Linked DNA regions of Homo sapiens: region 1 is linked to region 2. The links are chromatin contacts, found by Hi-C or POLR2A ChIA-PET in ENCODE. All regions are on one chromosome and are shown on one strand. Each heading gives the region's core, a stretch centred on a gene start or an enhancer-like site at or near the end of the contact. The rest is flanking DNA. Distances are from core to core; before and after follow the strand shown. Region 1 overlaps SUPV3L1 (Suv3 like RNA helicase). Region 2 holds the start of SRGN (serglycin).

Region 1 (5,686 bases), core at 1,449-3,948, 120 kb after region 2:
AGGCTTCAGTGCTGTGGCATGATCACGGCTCACGGTAACCCCAATCTCCTGAGCTCAGGAGAGCCTTGCACCTCAGCCTCTTGAGCAGCTGGGACTTCAGGTGCTCACCACCATGCTTGGCTGATTTTTTAAAAATTTTTTGTAGAGATGGGAATCTCCTTTTGTTGCCCAGGCTGATCTTGAACTACTGTCCTCAAGTAATCCTCCCACCTTGGCCTCCCAAAGTGTTGGGATTACAGGCATGAGCCACTGCACCTGGCCGTAAAATCTTTTTTTTTTTTTTAGACGGAGTCTTGCTCTGTCGCCAGGCTGGAGTGCAGTGGCGCGATCTCGGCTCACTGCAAGCTCTGCCTGCTGGGTTCAAGTGATTCTCATGCCTCAGCCTCCCGAGTAGCTGGGATTACAGGCACGCAGCACCACACCCAGCTAATTTTTGCATTTTTAGTAGAGACGGGGTTTCACCATGTTGGGCAGGATGGTCTCAATCTCCTGACCTCGTGATCCGCCCACCTTGGCCTCCCAAAGTGCTGGGATTACAGGCATGAGCCACCACACCCAGCCCATAAAATCATTTTTTGTACACTGCCAGATCATCATAGGTTTTAGAAATATAACTAAAATGTAAGCAAAAGACTAATTTCTCAGTGGCCATAATCTGTCATTTTTACTAAATCATCAACTTTTCTAATTGGTAATAAATGGTAAAATGATATTTTTTCTCTTTTACTCAAATTCTTGGCATTTACTTCATATGGTGAGAGCTTAGCCTGAATGGGACTTTATCGTGCAATAACTTAAGAAAATTTGTCCTTTTTGAAAAAAAAAAAATCAGCTTATGATTGTTTTTTCTTTTACTAAAAGGCAGCTGGTCTTCATCCAACTGCTGAGCAGATTGAAATGTTTGCCTACCATCTCCCTGATGCAACACTGTCCAATCTCATTGTAAGTGGAAACTCCCTTTCACATCTCCCCTAAAAATGTTGATATGTCAGGTGATTACTGGTTAACCTCATGAGCATGAATGGATAGTCTGCCTTTGAGAAGTTGCTATTTATAAAATTTATTTTACAAGTGAAAATTTTTTCTCAAAATCTTTTGGGACTTTAGCCCTGAGGAATTTCCTCTCAGTATTTCAGGTGGGGAAGGATATGAGGGAGTGATTAAAGCAAGCCTTTATGGAAGTTTGTTCTGGATTAAAGAGATTGTCTTTTATAGACTTGAGTATGTTATTCATTGTTCATTTTAATTCACTTAGGCAGTCCAGTAATTTCTGTCTTTTTTTCCCCAAGGATATTTTTGTAGACTTTTCACAAGTTGATGGGCAGTATTTTGTCTGCAATATGGATGATTTTAAATTTTCTGCAGAGTTGATCCAGCATATTCCACTAAGTCTGCGAGTGAGGTATGTTTTCTGCACAGCTCCTATCAACAAGAAGCAGCCTTTTGTGTGTTCTTCACTGTTACAGGTAAGCCTTTATCTTTAAGCTATTTTGAGTTCCTTCTGGTTGATGCAGGTTCCCCAAACAGTACTTTGTTATTCAAAATAAAATAATTACAAGAGTATTCAGTAATATGAGAGACTTTGTAAAAACTTAAATAGGGGTTAATAGTAGCAACAGTGTTCAGTTTTCTTAAGTGTAAAGCACTGAGCCAGGGGTTACTGTCTTGTATGAGCACCATGCCAGGGTTCTAGCCTCTTTTAACTCATTTGGGTAGGGATGCAAATCTCTGACTTCTGAGAAGCACAGGATTCCTGGGGGCCAGGAAGGACAGTGGACTATGGAGAACCATAAATCTCTACCAAGGCCGGGTGCAGTGGCTCACGCCTGTAATCCCAGCACTTTGGGAGGCCGAGGCGGGTGGATCACTTGAGGTCAGGAATTCGAGACCAGCCTGGCCAAGCTGGTGAAACCCTGTCTCTACTAAAAATACAAAAATTATCCGGGCATGGTGGTGGGCACCTGTAATCCCAGCTACTCGGGAGGCTGAGGCAGGAGAATCACTTAAACCAAGGAGGCAGAGGTTGCAGTGAGCCAAGATCGCACCATTGCACTCCAGCCTGGGTGACAGAGCGAGACTCTGTCTCAAAAAAAAAAAAAACAAAACTCTACCAAGGTTTATCATAACAATACTTTTATTTAATTTAATTTTATTTATTTTATATTTGAGGCAGGGTCTTGCTCTGTTGCCCAGGCTGGAGTGCAATGGTGCAATCACAGCTCACTGCAACCTCAACCTCCCTGGCTCAAGTGATCCTGCCACCTCAGCCTCCCAAGTAGCTGGGACTACAGGCATGTGCCACCATGCCCAGCTAATTTTTGCATTTTTTGTAGAGACAGATCTCTCTATGTTACCCAGGCTGGTCTCGAGCTCCTGGAGGCAAGTGATCATCCCACCTCAGCCTCCCAAAGTGCTGGGATTACAGGCATGAGCCACCTAGTCCAGCCTAATATTTTAATTATTAAAAATGTTTTTGAAAGGATCCAAATGTCCAACAAGAGGGAAAAGGTTAACTACATTATGGCATATCCACTTGATTGGATATTAGGAAGACATTGCAATGATAATTATGATTATAATGAAGAAATCTACATAAGTGGTTACACTATAACAGTAAGTGAGGGAAGCGGTTCAGAACTGTATGTACCTTATAAACATAACATGTTCTCTCACCTCCCGCCCTATTTCCTCTGCTTTGCATGCTCTCCCCACCCCACTAAACCCAAAGGCCTCCTCTTCTCTGAATCTTGTCCTGACTCACTGAGGTTCACTGCCATTTCCTCTGTAGGCCTGAGCATTCTACATATGAGCTATATTCTAATCAAATCTAGCTCTAAACTTATTTTTTAAATAACATAAATAGTCCAGTGCTGTGGCTCATGCCTGTAATCCCAGCACTTTGGGAGGCAGGAAGGATTGCTTAAGCCTAGGAGTTCGAGAACATCTCCAGCAACATAGCAAGACTCTGCCCTTTAAAAAAAAAATTACATAAATAATACATACATTCTCTTTATACAAAATGAGAACATTACAGATAGCTTAAATGTGGCTCCCTCCCCAATCTTAGTCCTCTGAAATAACTACTTGTGTAAGTTTGTGTGTATCTTTGCAGACTGTTTTTCATTGCGTTTGCCTATGTGCATGTTCATGTGGAAACACTAGATTTGTTGTGAGGGTGCATTTCCCCATAAAAAATTATCTTTTTTTTTTTTTTGAGACAGAGTCTCACTCTGTCGCTGAGGCTGGAGTACAGTTGTGTCATCTCAGCTCACTGCAACCTCTGCCTCCTGGGTTCAAGCGATTCTCGTGCCTCAGCCTCCTGAGTATCTGGGATTACAGGCATGTGCCATGCCTGGCTAATTTTTGTATATTTTGTAGAGGCAGGGTTTCGCCATGTTCCCCAGGCTGGTCACGAACTCCTGAGCTCAAGCAGTCCACCTGCCTCAGCCTCCCAAAGTGCTAGGATTACAGGCATGAGCCATTGTGCCCAGCCCTATCAACGTTATCTTAATGAATTACTCACAACTTGCCTTTTCTTTTTCTCTTAATAATATGTGTTAGAGATCTTCCATGTCCAGATGTTTACCTAGAAAATATGTTTCTTAGAGCTGGCATTTGTGAAAAACTTAGCTAGCATAAGGTTGAAGTTTATGGAACAGTCTTGAACTGCTGTAAACTGACCTGAGTGGAACTCAGTCCCATGGCCTTGGCACCATTCACACCATCCTTTAAACAGCTATTCTAGTGAATAGAAGCTCTTTACTAAGGTGTAGGGAGTCTCTGGAACATGCAGGTCAACAGTTGCTTGTTTTCTTAAGATAAGGTCTCACTATGTTGCCCAGGCTGCAGTGCAGTGGCACAATCATAGCTCACTGTAACCCCAAACTCCTGGGCTCAGGCGATCCTTCCACCTCAGCCTCCTGAGTAGCTAGGACTACAGGTGTGCGCCATGATGCGTGGTGTGTTTTCTTTTTGAGATGAAGTCTCACTCTGTTGCCCAAGCTGGAGTGCAGTGGTATGAGCTTGGCTCACTGCAACCTCCGCCTCCCAGGTTCAGGCGATTCTCCTGTCTCAGCCTCCCGAGTAGCTGGGATTACAGGTGCCCGCCACCATGCCTGGCTAATTTTTTGTATTTTTAGTAGAGATGGGGTTTCACCATGTTGGCCAGGCTGGTCTCAAACTCCTGACCTCAAGTGATCCACCCGCCTTGGCCTCCCAAAGTGCAGGGATTACAGGCATGAGCCACCACACCCGGCCGCTCCGTGTGTTTTCTGTTTAAAAATTAGAATATGAAATCTAGAGGCTTTTCCTTTTTTCCTGATCTTTGTCATTACTGAACTATGAAAGAGCTCAATCACATTAATGACTTAGGATGCCCCTTAGGACTGTGATTTGGAAGCTGTGCTCCATGGAGCTCCTTTAGGGCCAGCTGCTGGATGGATGGATGGATGGATGGATGGATGGGCGGGCATCTCTCCCTGCTCTCTCTGCATAGCTCCTTACTTAGCTCTTTTATGTATTGGGCTTCCACTAGTTGTTTGTGGCCAAAAAAAATAGAGCCACTGCCTTTATAAGATAACTTGAGAACTCATGCTTGGCCTGTCCTGCCTAGCAGGTAGTGTGGTCACATTTCTACCCTTTATGGCTATCCTACTTGGCATTTATTAAACTTAGCAGAGTGGACCAGACTGAATTTAACAAAATTGTGGCATTATTTAACTACAATTGATCTAAAACTGCTCTTCCTCTCTGAAGTATTAACCTTGCTTAGGTTAAGCATTTAGAGATAATTTCCCCTAATCAGGAAATGAATCATTTGAAATCAGCTTGAATCTTGAAGCTGAAGATTTTATTTAAACTCTTGCTTGAGGGGTCTTACTGTGTGGTTGTATGTCTATCTTCTGTAGTACAGGTGATGTATAATATTGCCTAATTCTGGGATGCAACATGGTTTTGAAAGCACATTCCCCAGCAGTGTCTTGTGGTTCAAGACAGGGCTGTGATGTCTCACGTTACCAGTGAGGAAGCTGAAGCAAAGAGTGTTGACTTGGCCAAAGCCACACAGCTCGCAGGAGGCAGATCCAAGATTGACTTCTGACCAGCCTTGCACCAGGCCACCTCAGAGGGTTTCTATATAATAAGGGAGGACAGCCAGGTGCGGTGGCTCACGCCTGTAATCCCAGCACTTTGGGAGGCCGAGGCGGGTGGATCACAAGGTCGGGAGTTTGAGACCAGCCTGACCAACATGATGAAACCCCGTCTGCACTAAAAATACAAAAATTAGCTGGGTGTTGTGGCGGGCGCCTGTAATCCCAGCTACTCAGGAGGTTGAGGCAGGAGAATCACTTGAACCCAGGAGGCGGAGGTTGCAGTGAGCCAAGATCGTGCCATTGCACTCCAGCCTGGGTAACAGAGCGAGACTCCGTCTCAAAAAAATAAAAAATAAGGGAGGACATTAACAAGATAGAGAAACTTAAGCTCGTATTTGAGGTTATAGGACTATTACATATGAGATAGAAATAGGAGTCTTCAGGTACTGTCTGTCCATAGCTTTAGAACATCACATATTCCTAAATAAGAGTTAACAGACTTAGGCCCTGGAAAGTTAGTCCTTCTACAGCTTCTTTTTTTTTTTAACTGCTCCTTGTGGAGCAGGGATACCCTATAGGTAGTGTGCCCAGAGTAG
Region 2 (5,172 bases), core at 955-3,454:
ACACCATGACCCAGAGAAAGAAAGAAAAAAAATGAAGTTCCCAAATGGAAAAAGCCCCTAAAATTACCATTTTAAAACACAGCCCTAATCAGCTCTGGGGATTTGCAGGAAACTCATCGAAGCTATTGATAGGAACTATTGTTTTGGTGCCAGGGTTTTCAATTGGGAGTTAGATTTAAAAGGACCAAAGATGACATCTGATATTTCAAACAGAAACCGACATTTCTCAGTGGAAAACTTTCCGGGCCAGTGCATTTTGGGGTTGGTTACTGTGCTTGGAGACGCCCCTGAGTTGGAGGACACACTTCTGGCTGATGTGAGGGGCTTCTGAGGAGGGCCAAAATGTACACTCTTTGTGTTCTTGCACCACGGCTATTAGACTGTGAGACTCTGTCCTTAGCAGGAAATGGTAAAGGAATCAGCAGGAAGCCTAAAACAAGGGAAGGGAAACTCCTCCCTCCTATCAAAGGCCAGGCAAGGGCGAGGATGAGAATGGAAAGTGGGGCACGTGCATTAAGCCGTCTGGGGGAGCGGTAGGGATAGACATGTTGAAATGGAGAGTGGTTGAATCTTGAAAGGAAGTAAGGAAAATGTATATGCCACAAGGGCAAGGATGTATGATAGGCTTGTATTTATTGTATAACTTTATTTTATTTTATTTTATTATTTTTAGTTTTTTGAAATAGAGTCTCTCTCTGTCACCCAGGCTGGAGTGCAATGGCACGATCTTGGCTCACTGCAACCTCTGCCTCCCGGGTTCAAGCGATTCTCCTACCCCAGCCTCCCGAGTAGCTGGGACTACAGGCACTCGCCACCACGCCCGGCTAATTTTTTGTATTTTTAGTGGAGACGGGGTTTCACGGTGTTAGCCAGGATGGTCTCGATCTCCTGACCTTGTGATCCACCCACCTCAGCCTCCCAAAGTGCTGGGATTACAGGTGTGGACCACAGCACCTGGCCTTTATTGTATAACTTTAATATGGAGCCTTAGTCCTCCAGAAATCTGCACCATGCCCAGGGAAAATGCTGTTCCTTTATTTACATGAGGCAGAGGTTTGTGTTGTTTGCTGAGGTCCAGCAGCTCACTGTGAGGACAACCTCTCCCTCGTTCCTGATTTCTGGCTTATTCAAGGCCAGAGGACCCAAAACTCGAGTTGAAAATTTTGACTAGGAGAACAGATAAAAATAGAAATGGAATCCATCTTAAGAAATGCTCAATGTGAAGGAGAGGGGAATGCAAAATAGTTTTTCTGTTTTACCACAGTCTTTGTAACTGAAAATCCTATGTTCTTGAGATAGAGAGAGAGCCAATGATCCAATGCAAGAAACTGAGTTTAAGAAGAAACTGTTTGCTGGGCACGGTGGCTCACGCCTGTAATCCCAGCACTTTGGGAGGCTGAGGCAGGCGGATGGCCTGAGGTTGGGAGTTTGAGGCCAGCCTGGCCAACATGGTGACACGTCGTCTCTACTAAAAATACAAAATTAGTCCAGCGCAGTGGTGTACGCCTGTAATCCCAGCTACTCAGGAGGCTGAGGCAGGAGAATTGCTTGAACCCTGGAGATGGAGGTTGCAGTGAGCTGAGATCGCGCCACTGCTCTCCAGCCTGGGTGACAGAGTGAGACTCCATCTCAAAAAAAAAAAAAAAAAAAAAAAAAAGAAGAAAAAGAAGAAGAAGAAACTGTTCATCTGAAATCCGACAACTCATTCTTGAAGGTTAGAGCTCAGCTTTGAAGTTTCACTTCACGAGCTTGGCTCAGTGAGGTATGTTACTCCCCGGTGAAAAAGAAAATGAAGAGAATGTTTTATGTTGAAAGTGCTTGGTGACGAAAAGGCAGCACCTAGATCCCTTATCTCATAAAAAATGCAGCAGATTCTTAATATTAGCAATCTAGTGTTTAGATTGTTACCTGAAGAAAGGAAAAACAAACTGTCCCAAATGCTGATTCTACTGTTTCGGTGGGAAAAAAAAATGTCTTGCAGGCAAGTGGCAAACAACAAAACTTTTGAAAAAGCAGGCCTGGGGGGAGTCCAGTACAGTTTCATAATGGGTATGAATAGTTATTTTACTGTGTTCCCCCCACCCCCTTTCTTTCTGGGTTTTGATGTGGATGTCTTTCTATTTGTTCAGGAAATTGTGACGTGTGTTCTGGGCAGGGTTTGAGGTTTTGGAACATTTTCTAAAAGGGACAGAGAGCACCCTGCTACATTTCCTAATCAAGAAGTTGGCGTGCAGCTGGGAGAGCTAGACTAAGTTGGTCATGATGCAGAAGCTACTCAAATGCAGTCGGCTTGTCCTGGCTCTTGCCCTCATCCTGGTTCTGGAATCCTCAGTTCAAGGTAAGACTCAGGAGTCTTGTTCCCCAGCCATCTTCTCTGTAAGCCCTGTGGTCCATGCAAGTCATTATATTCATTTTAAGGCATAGAATGTATAATATTGTGAGAAAGGAGGCAAAGAAGAAGGATTTGGGGTCGCTGAACCCTTTAATATGAGTTCTGTTAAGTTTGGTACCAAGAAAAATTAAACTCTGTGGCGTGTGCAGTCTTGTAAACTCTTACAATGATTGAAATGTGCTATTTTGGGATGAAAATGTGAGGTTTATAAATTTTAAAAGCTCAAAAAAGGAATCTAGAAAATGACTCCTGTGCCTGTTGCATGGAGGAGATGGCACCTTTGACTGTTGGGGGGTGTCTGCCTACCCCTAAGTGTCTACATCAGCCCCAAGTTTTAGTGCGCTGTGACGGTGTCATTGTTATTTTAACACTGGGAGACGTTATATTCCAATTGGGGTGAATCTGACTGTGTGTATTTTCTTTTCTTTTTTTTTTTTTTAAAGATAAACTTGGTTCTTACTGAAAACTCAATTATGGTTAGACATAGTTCATGTAAAACCTCTCAGATTTTAAAGAGAAGGCCAAATAATTTGGTATTTGTGCTCTTGCTCAGAGAAGCATCATATTCGGAAATATCTTCCTAGGTTTATCTACCATTTAGTGTTGTTTAGTCAGACTGAAACAACTTAAAACCTGTAATGACTAAGACAATGAAAATGATAGGCTTGTAAGAAAAATACAATTTGTTATTCTTTGGCAAATAAGGAATCATGTCTAAATAAGACGGAGGTCATGGCTTGATAGAGAGATGGCTGAACCTATAGTAGAAAAACACTAGGTTCCGCCAAATGGTAAGGGAAATGTTGAGTCACAATGACACACATGTCCTAGATTTGTTTCGTCAAAGCGACTTTTGGTTGTCATGATCTTACTTCCGGTGGAGATGAAATCTTACAGATGATCGCAGAGACATTCATTTTATGTTGGAAATTTATAAAATCATTTTCTTCTAGTTATGCTAATGCTGAAAAAAGAGCAAGTAATGTTTCTGGAACGTTATTAATTTATGTATTTTTAAAATATAAAACATTGTCAATTGTAGGGAACAGGCTTCACTGGGATCTTTTAGGGAATATCTTCAGCTTGATGAAATAATTCCCGAATAGCCAAGTGGTCTGACAAGATCGAGAGTAATGAGGCCCATACTTTAGTACAGTCTTGAATGGCCAGATGGTGCTGGGCATACCCCAACCAGAGATATGTAAGTCTTTATGTTGTCAAAATTTCCCAGAAACATGAATTTCCCACTAAGATTCATTAAGGAAAACTAGAATGAAAACAAAAACGTTCCTTGTATAATATTCATTAGAAAGAAATGAAGAAGGCCGGGCATGGTGGCTCACGCCTGTAATCCCAGCACTTTGAGAGGCCAAGGTAGGCAGATCATGAGGTCAGGAGTTTGAGACCAGCCTGGCCAACATAGTGAAATCCCGTCTCTACCAAAAATACAAAAAAATTAGCCGGGCATGGTGGCACACACCTGTCATCCCAGCTACTCAGGAGGCTGAGGCAGGAGAATTGCTTGAACCTGGGAGGTGGAGGTTGCAGTGAGCTGAGATTGCACCACTGTACTACAGCCTAGGTGACAGTGCAAGACTCTGTCAGAAAGAAAGAAAGAGAGAGAGAGAGAAAGAAAGGAAAGAAAGAAAGAGAAGGAAAGAAAATAATTCATCATGAAATTGTATAGAATACTAGCATTTATGTCATGACCTCGTAGGTTTAGCTCTTTGTTAGAAAAGGAAACCATAGAAAGAGACAAGGGAGAAACTGACAAACTAGGGTGTTTCCGAAAAAAGGCTCTCAGTATCGGGCTCAAGGGCTTGTGCCCACATCTGAGCATGCAGGGAAATAGATGTCCCCCACTGGCTGCACATGTGAGTGACTGCGGCACAAGGCTGTGATGTGAAGAGTCGTGACACCATTTCCTCACACCTCCACGCAATGCCAGATATGATTCGACAACATTCTTCCTGTCTTATAAAAAGTGTTTATCTAGCCCGTTGGTTTGGCAGATGAAATCAACTAGGCTTTTGGCTTGCTTTTACTGAGCATATTCAAAACCATTTCAGGTCACTATAGTGGTTTGCTCGGGTTGCCATAACAAAGTACCACGGACTGAGTGGCTTAAATAACAGAAATGTATTTCCTCACAGTTCTGGAGATGGGAGTCCAAGATCAAGGTGCTGGCAGGGTCGATCGCATTCTGAGGCCTCTCTCCTTGGCTTATAGATGGCGCCTTCTCCCTTGTCTGCACATGGCCTTTCCTCCATGCATCCGTGTCTTAATACCATCTTCTTAGAGGGTCACCAGGCATTGGATCAGGGCCACCCTAATGGCCTCATCTTAACTACCTATATCTGCAATGACCCTATTTCTGAACAATTTCACATTGTGAGATTCTGTGGGTTAGAACTGGAACATATGAATTTGGTGGTGGTATATTTTTATTATAAGTCAAACCCAAGTAAAGATGTGGGGTAAGATTGTGTTTACCAAGCACAAAGAAATGGAAATTTGGGGATGTGTAACTCTGGAGAGCACAGATGACTAATCTATTTAATGTAGGGCTCCAGGGGATTTGATGAGGCCTGTGAATCTTCCACTTTTATTGCCTCTCTTTTCCAATGACACCCATAAAGAAAAAAAATGGAATATCCATGAACAGGTGCAGCCAAGGAGGCCAGGCCCGCCATGTGTCCACTGTATACTGTCTCCTAGCTCACAGGAATGATACTGATCCACTCCTTGTGCTGCTCTTTGTAAAGTGATTTCACATCCAT

What was found. A loop is a pair of places that touch in the nucleus more often than their neighbours do. ChIA-PET counts read pairs that join two places held with the same protein, here RNA polymerase II (POLR2A). Pooled maps may share reads with other maps.
Region 1: a loop to region 2 is called in a pooled map, with 2.6 times the contacts of the local background. The contact joins the enhancer-like site here to the promoter of SRGN in region 2. A Hi-C loop is called at or near these places in 2 of 168 maps with a recorded cell type or tissue (K562 and endothelial cell of umbilical vein) and 4 of 50 pooled maps. POLR2A ChIA-PET finds 5 or more read pairs at or near these places in 4 of 52 experiments (WTC11, activated CD4-positive, alpha-beta T cell, activated naive CD4-positive, alpha-beta T cell and 1 more).

The regions. Positions count from the first base shown.
Region 1 is chr10:69,201,578-69,207,263 of GRCh38, forward strand. It overlaps SUPV3L1 (Suv3 like RNA helicase), which reads left to right. Exons shown (of 15, transcript NM_003171.5): 12 at 862-942; 13 at 1,290-1,466. Among named protein-coding and RNA genes, the nearest start is that of HKDC1, 16 kb to the right of the region's middle. RefSeq lists a silencer at 2,600-2,699. Within about 2 kb of position 2,699, at least 4 of the 41 ENCODE cell types and tissues checked have a DNase peak (open chromatin) inside an H3K27ac peak, as active enhancers do.
Region 2 is chr10:69,085,899-69,091,070 of GRCh38, forward strand. SRGN (serglycin) reads left to right here and starts at 2,205. Exons shown (of 3, transcript NM_002727.4): 1 at 2,205-2,338. The coding sequence starts at 2,260. RefSeq lists enhancers at 519-688, 2,336-3,535 and a silencer at 4,234-4,413.